3 separate regions of the Homo sapiens genome follow, and regions 2 and 3 are each linked to region 1. A link is a loop called in an ENCODE intact Hi-C map of the cell type or tissue named here. Cell type or tissue: PC-3. All regions are shown on one strand. Each heading gives the region's core, and the rest is flanking DNA. Links, peaks and the distances in the headings are about the cores only.

Evidence for each region. A loop is a pair of places that touch in the nucleus more often than their neighbours do. Peaks named below come from ENCODE experiments on the same cell type or tissue, not always from the same donor. Only the 100,000 strongest peaks of a DNase experiment are listed, where the experiment ranks them.
Region 2: a loop joins it to region 1, with 3 times the contacts of the local background. A loop is called at or near these places in 9 of 110 quality-filtered maps.
Region 3: a loop joins it to region 1, with 5 times the contacts of the local background. A loop is called at or near these places in 3 of 110 quality-filtered maps.

What each region holds. Positions count from the first base shown.
Region 1 is chr11:105,861,724-105,864,223 of GRCh38, reverse strand. GRIA4 (glutamate ionotropic receptor AMPA type subunit 4) reads right to left here. Exons shown (of 17, transcript NM_000829.4): 5 at 2,016-2,200. Among named protein-coding and RNA genes, the nearest start is that of MSANTD4, 160 kb to the left of the region's middle. In PC-3, for the core only: a CTCF peak has its summit at 1,228 (motif pointing right); a DNase peak (open chromatin) is centred at 1,263.
Region 2 is chr11:104,162,041-104,166,597 of GRCh38, reverse strand. PDGFD (platelet derived growth factor D) reads left to right here and starts at 2,451. Exons shown (of 7, transcript NM_025208.5): 1 at 2,451-2,794. The coding sequence starts at 2,671. In PC-3, for the core only: a CTCF peak has its summit at 2,407; a DNase peak (open chromatin) is centred at 2,267; H3K4me3 peaks cover 1,721 bases.
Region 3 is chr11:104,621,588-104,626,144 of GRCh38, reverse strand. No RefSeq gene overlaps it. Among named protein-coding and RNA genes, the nearest start is that of LINC02552, 15 kb to the right of the region's middle. In PC-3, for the core only: no CTCF peak of the experiment used is centred there; a DNase peak (open chromatin) is centred at 2,414; H3K4me3 peaks cover 502 bases; H3K27ac peaks cover 1,217 bases.

The sequences.
Region 1 (2,500 bases), core at 1-2,500:
CATGTTCAGAATAAAAACACAGCTTTTCTTGGAGGAAAATTTTATAGGACAATTAAGAGTACATTATTTTCTCACAATGCAGTAGACTTTATTGCAATTTATGAGATTTATACCTGAGAGGCATTTTAAATGGACAAAGTTCTCTTACTATTATTATTATTATTACCATGCAACCATGATAGAAAAGAAACCTTTTAGAATTTGGCAAGAAGAATAGAAAAGGTAGACACTCAAGTTTTCTAATTTCTTTAATATGACAAAAAATATATAAGATGTCCAGTTTCTTTAGCAGGAGCTCATTTACGGCTTATTCAGAGTTTATCCAAAGCACCCAGGTGTGCCAATTTTCTTCTTAGAAACCAGCTAAGCCTCTGAAATGGGTCAGTGTGCTTTAGGCACTCAATTGCCTCCTCCAGACTTGGTCTTTTAAGCACAGGTGCTAAGTGGAGGGTCTTTCTGAGCCTTACTCACCCTCTGACAGGAACTTGGCAATCCAGGCAGTTCTTAGAATTGGCTGCTCTGTGGGATTCATCGTGAGTTATTTACAAAGCTTCAGTTGTTCAGGTCAAACAACTCAAACTCTCAATACAGGGGCAGGAGTGGGAGGGAGGGAAATGGGAGTCGGAGGTAAAGTGGCTGTATTGCTTAAGAAAGAAGAAAGATTTTTCTTGGATTCTGTAACTAACCATTTAAAAATTTCATATACATTGAATAGCTACAACTTCAAAAATTTTTTGGACTCTCTTAGGAATAAGCCCGAGTAATGTATAGGCTTTTAATTAATATTTCCCAAAATAACATATATATTTCTTCAGTATATATATATATATATTTAGCTTTTTCTTCTACAAAGGGACGACAGGAAGTAAATACTCTGTTATTTCCTCTTATGGTCTGGCTTCTTTAGACTTTAGCAATACAACATTTTTGTTTGTTTGTTTTCTTTTACTTTTCACTTTTACAAATGCTAATATAGTTGAGGAAGGAAACTGAAGACATCTAGTCCCTTGCCTGCAAATAGTAAAGCTGAATCTCTGAAATATATTTTGGTTTTCATTCTTACAATTGAATACTAAAGTTATTCCTATAAATAAACCTCCAAATTGGCAAGTTTACTAATGGAAATCAAGTCATATAATTATGCAGTTAAGCTATATGTAAAAAACTAACCAACAAAAAATTATATTACCCATGTCTGGCTGAACTAACGTATTGTAGATAATATGAGCAAGCATTTCTAAAACCACTAGATGGCATTCACTCACTGCAATTTTGGCCAAAGAGCCTTTAAAGCTTTATCATGATCTGCAGGGGTAGGGAAAGGCAGATGTTATCCATTATTTGATGATATTTTCCTATCATTTAATACAACGGCAAAGCTCAGTTTAATCTTTTCCTGGCTGCTTCAAATCAAATCAACAAATATTTATTGAAACATTTATTCAAGGACTTTTCCATTTTGAGGAGAGTTGAAAACCATCTCCACTGGGGTAGTAATGTATTGACTTATAATACCTAGCAGAAAACATGCTATATACAGTATTCCACTAAATTATATACAGTATTCCACTGACTTTTCTTTTATTTTATTGCTTTAGTAATTTATGTTGCTGTTTCTCATGTAGCACTTCTCTAAAGTAAGTGTGCCTCTAAAAATGGTGCACCCACAAATTTAGAATTTTTGTACTATTTTTAGATGGGATTAATCTTCAACATTAATATTTTCGAAAACTGGAGGCCAAGAGCTCTTCAAGATTCACACAGAGTCTTTCACTCATTCAAGTCTTAAGAATATGTGAGAAATAGCTTTCTAAATACATTGAGACTTAAGAACCAAAAAGGTCCTTGGTGATAAAAGATTGTGATTTGGTCCTGAAGATAGTCATGGAATGAAAACTCTCAAACCTCACACTCCAAATTAAAAGCTGGGAGAAGATGTTGATGGGGACAAGTCAATCAAAGGTTAAATTTTTCTGTATAGGGTCTAGGTTAAAAATATAAAATCTAGGACTTACCTGTTCTAATATGTTTTGAAGTCTCTCTATCTCACAGTCTATTACAAACTTCTTCTCTTGTCTTCTGTCAAGTTCTTCTAGAAGTTGCCTATAGCTGACATCATTAAAATTTTCCACACATATAGCGCTGACATGCCAACCATTTTGTCCTGCTTTTTCCATAATAGCTTGGAGTATCGAGTATCCTATTGGGGAAAAAAAAAGTTACTAAAAACATGCTTTTACTCCCCTTTAATGATGTATGCAGGTACTGAGCCTATATCAACACTGTTATGTTCCAAAATATACTGAATGCTTAGAAACTTAAAGTCTGTGTGGTTATTTCTGAATAATTTATTCTTACTTTCTTTAGTCATGGCAACAAAATCTCTTAAAATGTTGATTGAATGAAGTAGCAACACCATACCTTGTGCTCTCAAAATCTCTTTACTGGAGAACATTGCATTGCTGTAGACATTTTTTTGATGAGACAAACCCCAAACCAA
Region 2 (4,557 bases), core at 1,248-3,747, 1.7 Mb after region 1:
TGACATTAAAGATCAAGAACATGTTGATTATATGTGATATCCCTTACTATTCTTACCTAAAATATTTGAAATTATGAATTCACAATGCCTTGGGAGCTCAAAGTATTAGTATCTTGGAAAACACTACATTGAATATTTAAAATTCATTATTTTATATAAGATATTAAGACACAATTTTAGCATTTTGATACTTGTAATAAGTCAGTATCTTGATACATGTCATAATTACATAATTATAAGTCATTTGCAAATTTTCTCCGTTTTTCTATAGTCTCATATCAGAAGCTAAGTATGAAATTGAATGAGCATTTCCAACCACTTCTAAAAAACGATATCACATATTTCAATTAGTCCCTACTCCTATCCCATCTATCTCTACCCCTTTTCACTTATTAACACAGTTACATACTTACTTGTTTATGTTCCCTTTCCTCTATTATAATGTAAACTCAAAGAGATTAGGAACTTTATTTCTTGTTCACAATTTAATCCCCAAGATTTTTAGACCAGGGCATAACACAAGGGGAAAAACTAATGCTTAATTAATACCTGTTGAATGAATAAATGATCCTTAGTGTCTCTCCCAGGGTTTCACTATATCCTGAAACAATGTAATTAGATCTTTTTTTCCAGGGGCTTTCAAACTTTTTTGATCATGCCCCAAAGAAATAACTATTATATTGTAGTGTTCGTGTATCTGAAACAAAATATTCATAAAACAATATTATTATCTCCAATGAACCCTGATAATTAAATTTCTAAACTATTGTATTCCAATCCATTTATTTAAACAATTATTCTGGTATTGAAGTTGATTTCATGGCCCACAAACCTAAATTTTGTAAAATACCATTTTAAGCCAAAAAGCCAATAGAGATGAAACATGTTGATCTTTGACTATGTTGAAGGGACACATGAACCCTCGTCCTTGTTGGATGGTATAATAACTTGACAAGGCTACCTTTTCCAGAACTTCCTGCCCTTCTCAGCCACTTAAAGTTCCCTATGTATGGATATCACTTACCATATGCCAGACTTTCAGGAGCTGGAAGGCCTGAAAAAGACTGAAAATTTTCTCTTCTAGATCTCATCAGCGGAAAATTGAGAAATCATATAAATTTGGATTTGGATTCAGCTACAAACAAAACAATATGCTAAACATTTTTTCACATCATTCTCACCACAACCATACAAATTAACAATTGCTACTCTTGCAAATAAATAAACTGAGTTTCGAAAGATCAGATGATTTGCTCAAGGGGACAAAGCCAGTGAGCAGCGAGTCTGGACTCATTCCTTTTCCAAATACAGTCCCCTCCCATGGGCAGACAGACACACGATGTAAACCAGAGGCAGCCCCTTTCAACTGCTGAGCTTCCAGACGCAGAGTAGGGAGAATCCCAAAAGCCTCAACGACCCATGCCTCTTCCTATGGACTGTGAAGGCAAGTGAGCACAGTGTTCTGCAACTTCTTCCCCTTGCTCAGTCTGTTCCTGCTCAACCCCACTCTGTCCTGTTGCCCTTTCCTGTGGAAGGGCTGGAGCTAGTGCATATAAAAACGCTCGTGAAGACTTCTTGCCCTTATTGTACACTGCACCACATGGCCCATCACGTCTACAGCCCTGTGTGATAGGTGGTTCATCTTGCTGCACCCTAGAAAAGGCATTTTGGTGTCCAATACTCTCTGGTACCAGGATGCCCTGACTCATCCTGGAGTTCGCGAAAAGTGAAAGCTACGCCATCCCTCCATCAGTCTCGACCTTTTCTCGGGCATTTTTGATAGATGGAGGGACTCAAGAGTAGCTTTCTCTGGGTGATATACTTTTATTTTTATTTTATTCCCTGAAAAGGTACCCTTGACTCACCCAAAGGTCACACTGATGGGAGCTCAAAGAAAAGCTCGGAATTAAGCTCCTTTGTGATTGTATTTTTTCACTATAAACAGTGAAATTTTAACTAAGTAGAGTCTCATTTTGGTTATTGTAAAATAAACACTCCCAACTCCAGTCCCTGTCCCCACATCCCACCACCATCAAGGCGGAGAGCTGTGGCTTGTGGGTGGATGTGCCAGTCACCTCTGAAGAAGTGCTGGGATTCTACCCTCTCCCACTTCCTCCTGGCGAGTTTGTTTCCTGAGCCCTTACAGGTCCAACCAGGAGGGTAAAGCCCAGGGCGGTGGGAAGAGTCCCGGCCGGCGATTAAACTGGGCATGCTCAGTGGCAGAGCAGGTTTAGGCCCGGCCTGGGAAACTGGGGAGCTGAGGTGCTCGCGCCGCCGCTCTGAGCCCGAGTGCGCGCCTCTCAGGGGCCGCGGCCGGGGCTGGAGAACGCTGCTGCTCCGCTCGCCTGCCCCGCTAGATTCGGCGCTGCCCGCCCCCTGCAGCCTGTGCTGCAGCTGCCGGCCACCGGAGGGGGCGAACAAACAAACGTCAACCTGTTGTTTGTCCCGTCACCATTTATCAGCTCAGCACCACAAGGAAGTGCGGCACCCACACGCGCTCGGAAAGTTCAGCATGCAGGAAGTTTGGGGAGAGCTCGGCGATTAGCACAGCGACCCGGGCCAGCGCAGGGCGAGCGCAGGCGGCGAGAGCGCAGGGCGGCGCGGCGTCGGTCCCGGGAGCAGAACCCGGCTTTTTCTTGGAGCGACGCTGTCTCTAGTCGCTGATCCCAAATGCACCGGCTCATCTTTGTCTACACTCTAATCTGCGCAAACTTTTGCAGCTGTCGGGACACTTCTGCAACCCCGCAGAGCGCATCCATCAAAGCTTTGCGCAACGCCAACCTCAGGCGAGATGGTAAGAGACTCATTTTATTTTTTAACTGAAAAAAAAATCATGTTTGCTATTGTTATTGTTCTTTCTATGTTTTTCCCCTTTCTTTTTGAATCTTGAATGTGAACTCGGGCTGAATGCATTGTTTGGGGAGGGAGGTCTCCTGCCTGTATCCAGTCCTGAGAGAGCTCCATTTCCGGAATGGGACTGAGAGGTGTGGGACGCGTGCTGATGGGGATAGGATAAGCCAGGTGGCTCACCTTGCTGCACCCTAGAGAAGTCATTTTGGTGTCCAAGCCTCTGGTACCAGGATGCGGTGCCTCATCCCGGAGTTGGCGAAAGTTGCAAGCTGCGCCGCCCCTTGGTCAGACTCAACCTTTCTTAGGCAATTTTGATAGGTGGAAGGAGTCAAGAGTAGCTTTCCCTGGGTGATAGACGTTTATTTAAATTTTATTTATTTATTTATTTATTTTTACGAGTGAGAGGAGAAATCGTGCGTTTCAATCTAGCAGTTATATCTGGAACAGTGACAATTTACTATTTATTTTCGGGAAATGGCAGTGTGCAGCCTATTGCCCTTTAGGTCCCCTAAGTGACTTTCCTATTGAAGTTCACCCTGACTCAGAAGCTCAGAGTGTAGGAGACCAAGGCTTCTGGGGTTTCATCAGTACCACAGGGGCACCAGGCTTCTGCTGCTAGTTTCCTTGCAGAAGCGGCTTCCAATTATCTACAAGGAGCACAGCTCCTGAAACAGCTGTCCTAAGCAAGGTCCCAAGCCAGCTTGTTTGTTTTCCTTTACTCTAGAGGACACCTGGGTCACTGGTTCCAGAGACCCTAAGCTGAGTTTATTTACTTTCTGGGGCCTCCACCTAAAACTGTAGCTGATGTTCCCAGCAAATTTTAGCTGTTCTGCCATGTACCTGAACTGACCCATAGGCTTTTGGATCTTGTTTTTTCCTACATCAGTATCTTTCTCTCCTGCTTGCTTAAAGTACTAACACATCTCCCAAGGAGACCATCAAGCAATTGTTGATGGCTTCACAGTTTCAGCTGACAGTATTTGACTGTCTTGGTAAATTCCTATTAGCCATCTTATCAGTTTCTTTCTTGGTATGTCCTTAATTTGGAATTTACTAAATGACTTTTGGACTTTGCAGGGAAACCAAAATTTCATTATGTTATCTGATGATGAGTAGACTATGGATATCAGTGTACTCGTCACCTGAAGTGGTGTAGATTTGTAGCAGGGGAAGCCACAGAGTCATCTTACTTTTTCATAGCGTTTTTATGTAAAAGATTCCAGCCGTGCATTTTTGGTAACTCTCTGTCTTAGTTAAAAGCACGTAATTTATTTATTTATTTATTTTTTTACTACACTTAAGGATTAGGCCCAACACCAAACTGTGTGGTTTTTTGTCTTTACTCTTTAATGTTTCCACTAGGGACAGATCTTGTAGGTTTGTTATTAGTTGCACTTTATATGTCCTTTTAGCTACATAGAGTAAAATTCCACTTGTAATTTGCATGACTTCATAGCCATAATTTTGTAATCCTCACCCTCCCAAGTATCAGTTACAAGAAGTCAAGGACAGAAAATGAAAAGCATGTAACCATTGCCCATTAACCCAAGATTCTGACTAAAACCAAGTTATGTAGCTCAGCAGGTTTTTTTTTTTTTGAAAGAGAATAATCTCATTTTAGTTTCCATTGTTAAAACTCTATACATCTCCATACATCTGTTCAGTCTATATGGGAAATGCTATGTTTCATGAAAGCTTTAAAAACTA
Region 3 (4,557 bases), core at 1,248-3,747, 1.2 Mb after region 1:
AAAAGCATGAAAACTTAAGATAAATATTTTACATGTACTTAGAAGATTCCCTTTAAGTTGAGAGGGAAAAAAATGGAGTGGAAATTGTTCACTAATGACTGCCAGTATCTATATTGATTCAAGTTTTAAACAATATAAGCTCTAAAGTTAATATGGACAAATATTAAATTTTTTTAAAGCTGAGTGGTGAGTATACTACTGTTTGTTATATAATTTTCTATATTTTACATATGATTATTATATTTTATACTAAAATGTGTGACAGTAAATTGAAATTGTTTTCGTCATGTATTAATCAACCTGACATTAACTTTATTAATTTCATTAATACTGACTTGCACAATTAGACAAGTTATCATGAAAAAATAGCTAATAATATTTATCATTTATTGGAAGTGTATTTTCTGAAGCCCTACAAGTTTTTATATTCTTTATTCATTTAACTATTTTTAAAATTGCTTTAAATAGATGTAAATGTTGCTGAAATTGCTTGCTAAAGACAAAACTATTAATGGATTGAGCTGGGACTAATACAAAAGTTAGTCTGTTACCTACTTCCATGGAGCTGTGCTACATCTGTAAGGACGTAGTTACCAGTACTAACTACAGAGCTCCCAGAGTCATTAAAAGGAGATGTGTCTGGCCTCAGTAACCTTCTTGTCTGGACATAAGCCCAATGCAACTAACTGAATCATCTGGATATGGGTCCAATGCCAAAAACTCTTTAATCACATAGTCCCCACGATTATTGTATCTTCACCTCTCTTTGTGAGATCTGGATTATGCCTAGAGGTTTAGAGTTGGCAGAAAGACAATGTGCACTGGAAATAGAAAAAGTTCAGGGTAGTTAATGAGAAGAAAGGAGTTCATATGAGTCAGTTTCAGCAGAACAAATTTCTGAAACAGTCCTTAAAAGTATGTAGAATTGTTGTAACAAACGACATCACCTATGAATAATATGTTACTTTTAATTATATTAAAGTTTATTTCAGCTTAGATAGTTGTTTTTTTATTCTGAATAGAATTACTCCTAATATTAATAAATTCAAAATCTCAATATTTTTCTTTTAATTCATTTTTACCAATACGAAGCTATAGCTTTTAAAACTGTTGCTAATAAATGATGTTTTACATATTATGTTCATAATTCTGATGACATTGAGAATGAAAAATCTAGTCCTACAATTCAACATCCAGTGTTCCACAAAACACAAGGAATGTGATAGGACTTTCACAGTGGCTTCATATTGCCGATTACATCTACATATTGACTTCAACAAACTGAGACCTTTAATTCTTACCTTCCTCTATGTTGAACATTTTCAAAAAATTATAAAGCCACCATTGTGATTAAATTTAACTTTGTGTCATGTTTAGTTTCTTTAACTCATCTGTCATCAATTTTCTCATAGACAAAATATAGTGTAGAATATCTTCAAAGCTAATTTAATATATAAATTTGTACCTTTTTAAAATTATATGTGATAATATAATATATATTTGCAATCCTTACATATACAACATTCCCATAAATTTTTTCTCATAATTTTCACTCCAAATCAATATCCTGATAACTATATTACTGTCCTTTGTTCTTGTGGTCTATTGATGTGTAACAAAAAGGGGTTTATAAGGAAAAAGGAACTTATATTTTGCATGTACAGATTAGTCAAATGAAGGATCAGAGAACATCTTTAGAAAAAAAAGATATGAAAGTTGTAGAAATTATCAAGGCAGGTTAGAAAATGGAAAGGCTGGAGCAACTAGAGATAAACATTGCTCATTTCATAAGTTTGCCTATATGCCTACATATCACTCATGGAAATTGAGCTCCTATAAATGAATCTACCAGTTATTTCTGAATTAACATATTAGAACCCAACACTAATTTCACTTTGAATCAGCTATACCCTAGAGTTGAAACCTGCTAGATCTAAAGTCCTTTCAAATGCTAAGAGAAATGCATCATTAAAAGGCTGTGGGAAAAAGAGATCAGCTTAGCTGTCATTTCCTGTGGCATTAACTTGGAAAACAGCTCATTTCCATATACCTTTTCAGGCCCTGTAGATATTTTAGATACTTAATTTTAATGCATGCTAAATCATTGCACCCTGCAATAAAATTTTCTCATTTTACATCGGCAAAGACTTTAAAAGAAAAAAAAAAACAGAGCATCAAACTGGCATTTTTCCCCCAGGAAAATATTTAAATTCAGTTTTCAATTAGGCAGATAATTGTACATTTGAATGAGGGAACGCTTTATCAGTAAACTTCTTTTAGACTGAGGCTGGATGGGCTCTGTGTATACCTATCCCACTACATCTCATTTTGTCTCTCTGGCACTGATGATAATGTAGTAAAGAACATGAACTGTTTACCTTCAGCTCAAATAATGAGTCAATGGGTCTGCCAGATGAATACCAATAGCATTATTCATTATCTTGTGACAGTTACATTTTTGAAATATCTCATAGCTTTGTTGGTCTATATCTACTAATTCTTCAAGGGCAATTTCCCAACCTTCAAGAAAGAGTGCACAGAGCAACACTGATTCTGGAAAAATAAGACAGATGTTATTTGCATAATTTAGCCATGAATTTCTGAGTACCTACTGGTTACTCAGATTTTTCCTAAGGGATATGTAAATTATATTTATCATACTCAAGAGTAGTCCTTTCTCTTTTGATTTGATAAGGGGAAGCAGACTCTGCCTCCCATAGGGAAGAGTAGCTTCTTTTAAGGAGCACTGCCATTTTCTCCCATATGGGTTCTCTTATTTTATCAGGTAGATTTGGTGAAGCAATGGTGGAGTATACATTCTATGATGGTACTTTTCAATTATCCCTATGGAAGATGGCTAGTCCAATAGTTGGATCTCTGAATTTAAAATATGAGGTACTTAGGAATTTCTATTCTTAGCTTTGGGTCTTAGCATCAATTGTAAAACAACAGAAAAATCTCACTCAGGACACAATATCTATTTACATGAGAATGAGTAAAGATATAGGTATGGAGAAGGAAGGAAGAGAAATCAAAAGAATTGGTATTTGATAGTTCTCGTGTCTGTGGGAAATAAAGATAAAGTTACACTGGGGAGAAGATAGCTGGTTTGACCTCCGAAATCATTGTTTGTATAACTATTGGGAAATGGAAAATGAATGACATGAAAAATTAATACTATGCACTTTAAAGATTTATCTGAGTTGGGAACTTATACTCAAGTGAATCAAATCAGTATATTTATATAATTTTCTTAAACAGCATTTGTTTATTGTACAGGCTTGATTCTTAATTGAAGAGCTGCATAAAAGCTATAGCTGAAGTCCATGGGGACCACGGGAATTGAAGAAACTTGGAGAGTATGTTTTAAATAATTTATCTCTTAGTTAATCTCCTTGAAGCAGGGTATTAGAAAACAAAATTTTGAAAACTAGTTGTTTTGAGAAACTGAACAGATCTCACAGTCAAGGAAAGATTTGTGTGTTAATCCAATGCCATTCAAATTGAAAGAGAAGAGCCGTAGTTGTGAGATAAGCATATGCAGAATTATGAAAAGGGAGTCAAAACCAAGACAAATAGGCTAGCAAATAATAGGGACTAAACGTAGGAAAGTTAGCTTTACTTCTCAGAAGCTACACAATGGTTTCATGAACTGTGTTCAGAAATAGGGAAGGATAAAAAAAAAAAACTGGCTAAAAAAATGGTGTATTGTTCACTATTAGAAATGTTGCCTTTGAGTCATCATGGATCTCCAGGTAGATATGTTCAATGGATATAGGAGTTGTAAGGTTAGGGAAAGATCAGGGTAAAATGTGATAATCTAAGTATTATAAACCAAACGTTTGTGTCCACCCAAAATTCATTTGTTGAAATTCTAATTCCCAAATATAATTATATCAGAAGGCGAGGTATTGGGAAATAATTAGGTAATGAGGGTGGAGCACTCATGAATGAAATTAGGGCCCTTACAAAAGAGACCCTAAGAACTCTTTTACTCTTTTTCTACCATGTGAGGATAAAAGTAGAAGTTGGCGGTCTACAATCCAGAAGAGAGTCCTCATCAGAACTTAACCATGCTGGCACCCGGATTTCAGACTTCCAGTCTCTAGAATTAGGAGAAATAAATTTCTGTTGTGTCTAAGCCACTCAAACCAAGGTACTTTGTTTTAGCAGCCCAAACTGACCAAGACACTGTGCATGTAGACAACAGTTAAACACGTGTGAATAGAGAGATTTTTCAAAGAGAACAAATAAGATGATCAGTGGGTGTGTGAAAGGTGGAATGGCGACTCATAAGGAGGTATAAAGGGGTGGAGGAGGAATAGGAGACCTGGTGGAGACTTGGAAAGGAAGAGTCGAAGAGAAAACAGGAGAATTAAGAGAATGAAGGTACAGATTGGTAATCACATCTAGAACCATTGTGGCATTTTTGAGAATAATTGTATGAGCAGTTTGATTCTAATTCAAATATTTAGCTTAATGTCTCCAGTAAAATTTTCAATTTTACAAATTAACTTTTTCTCTTGTTATATAAATCTTACAAGTAATCATAATTAA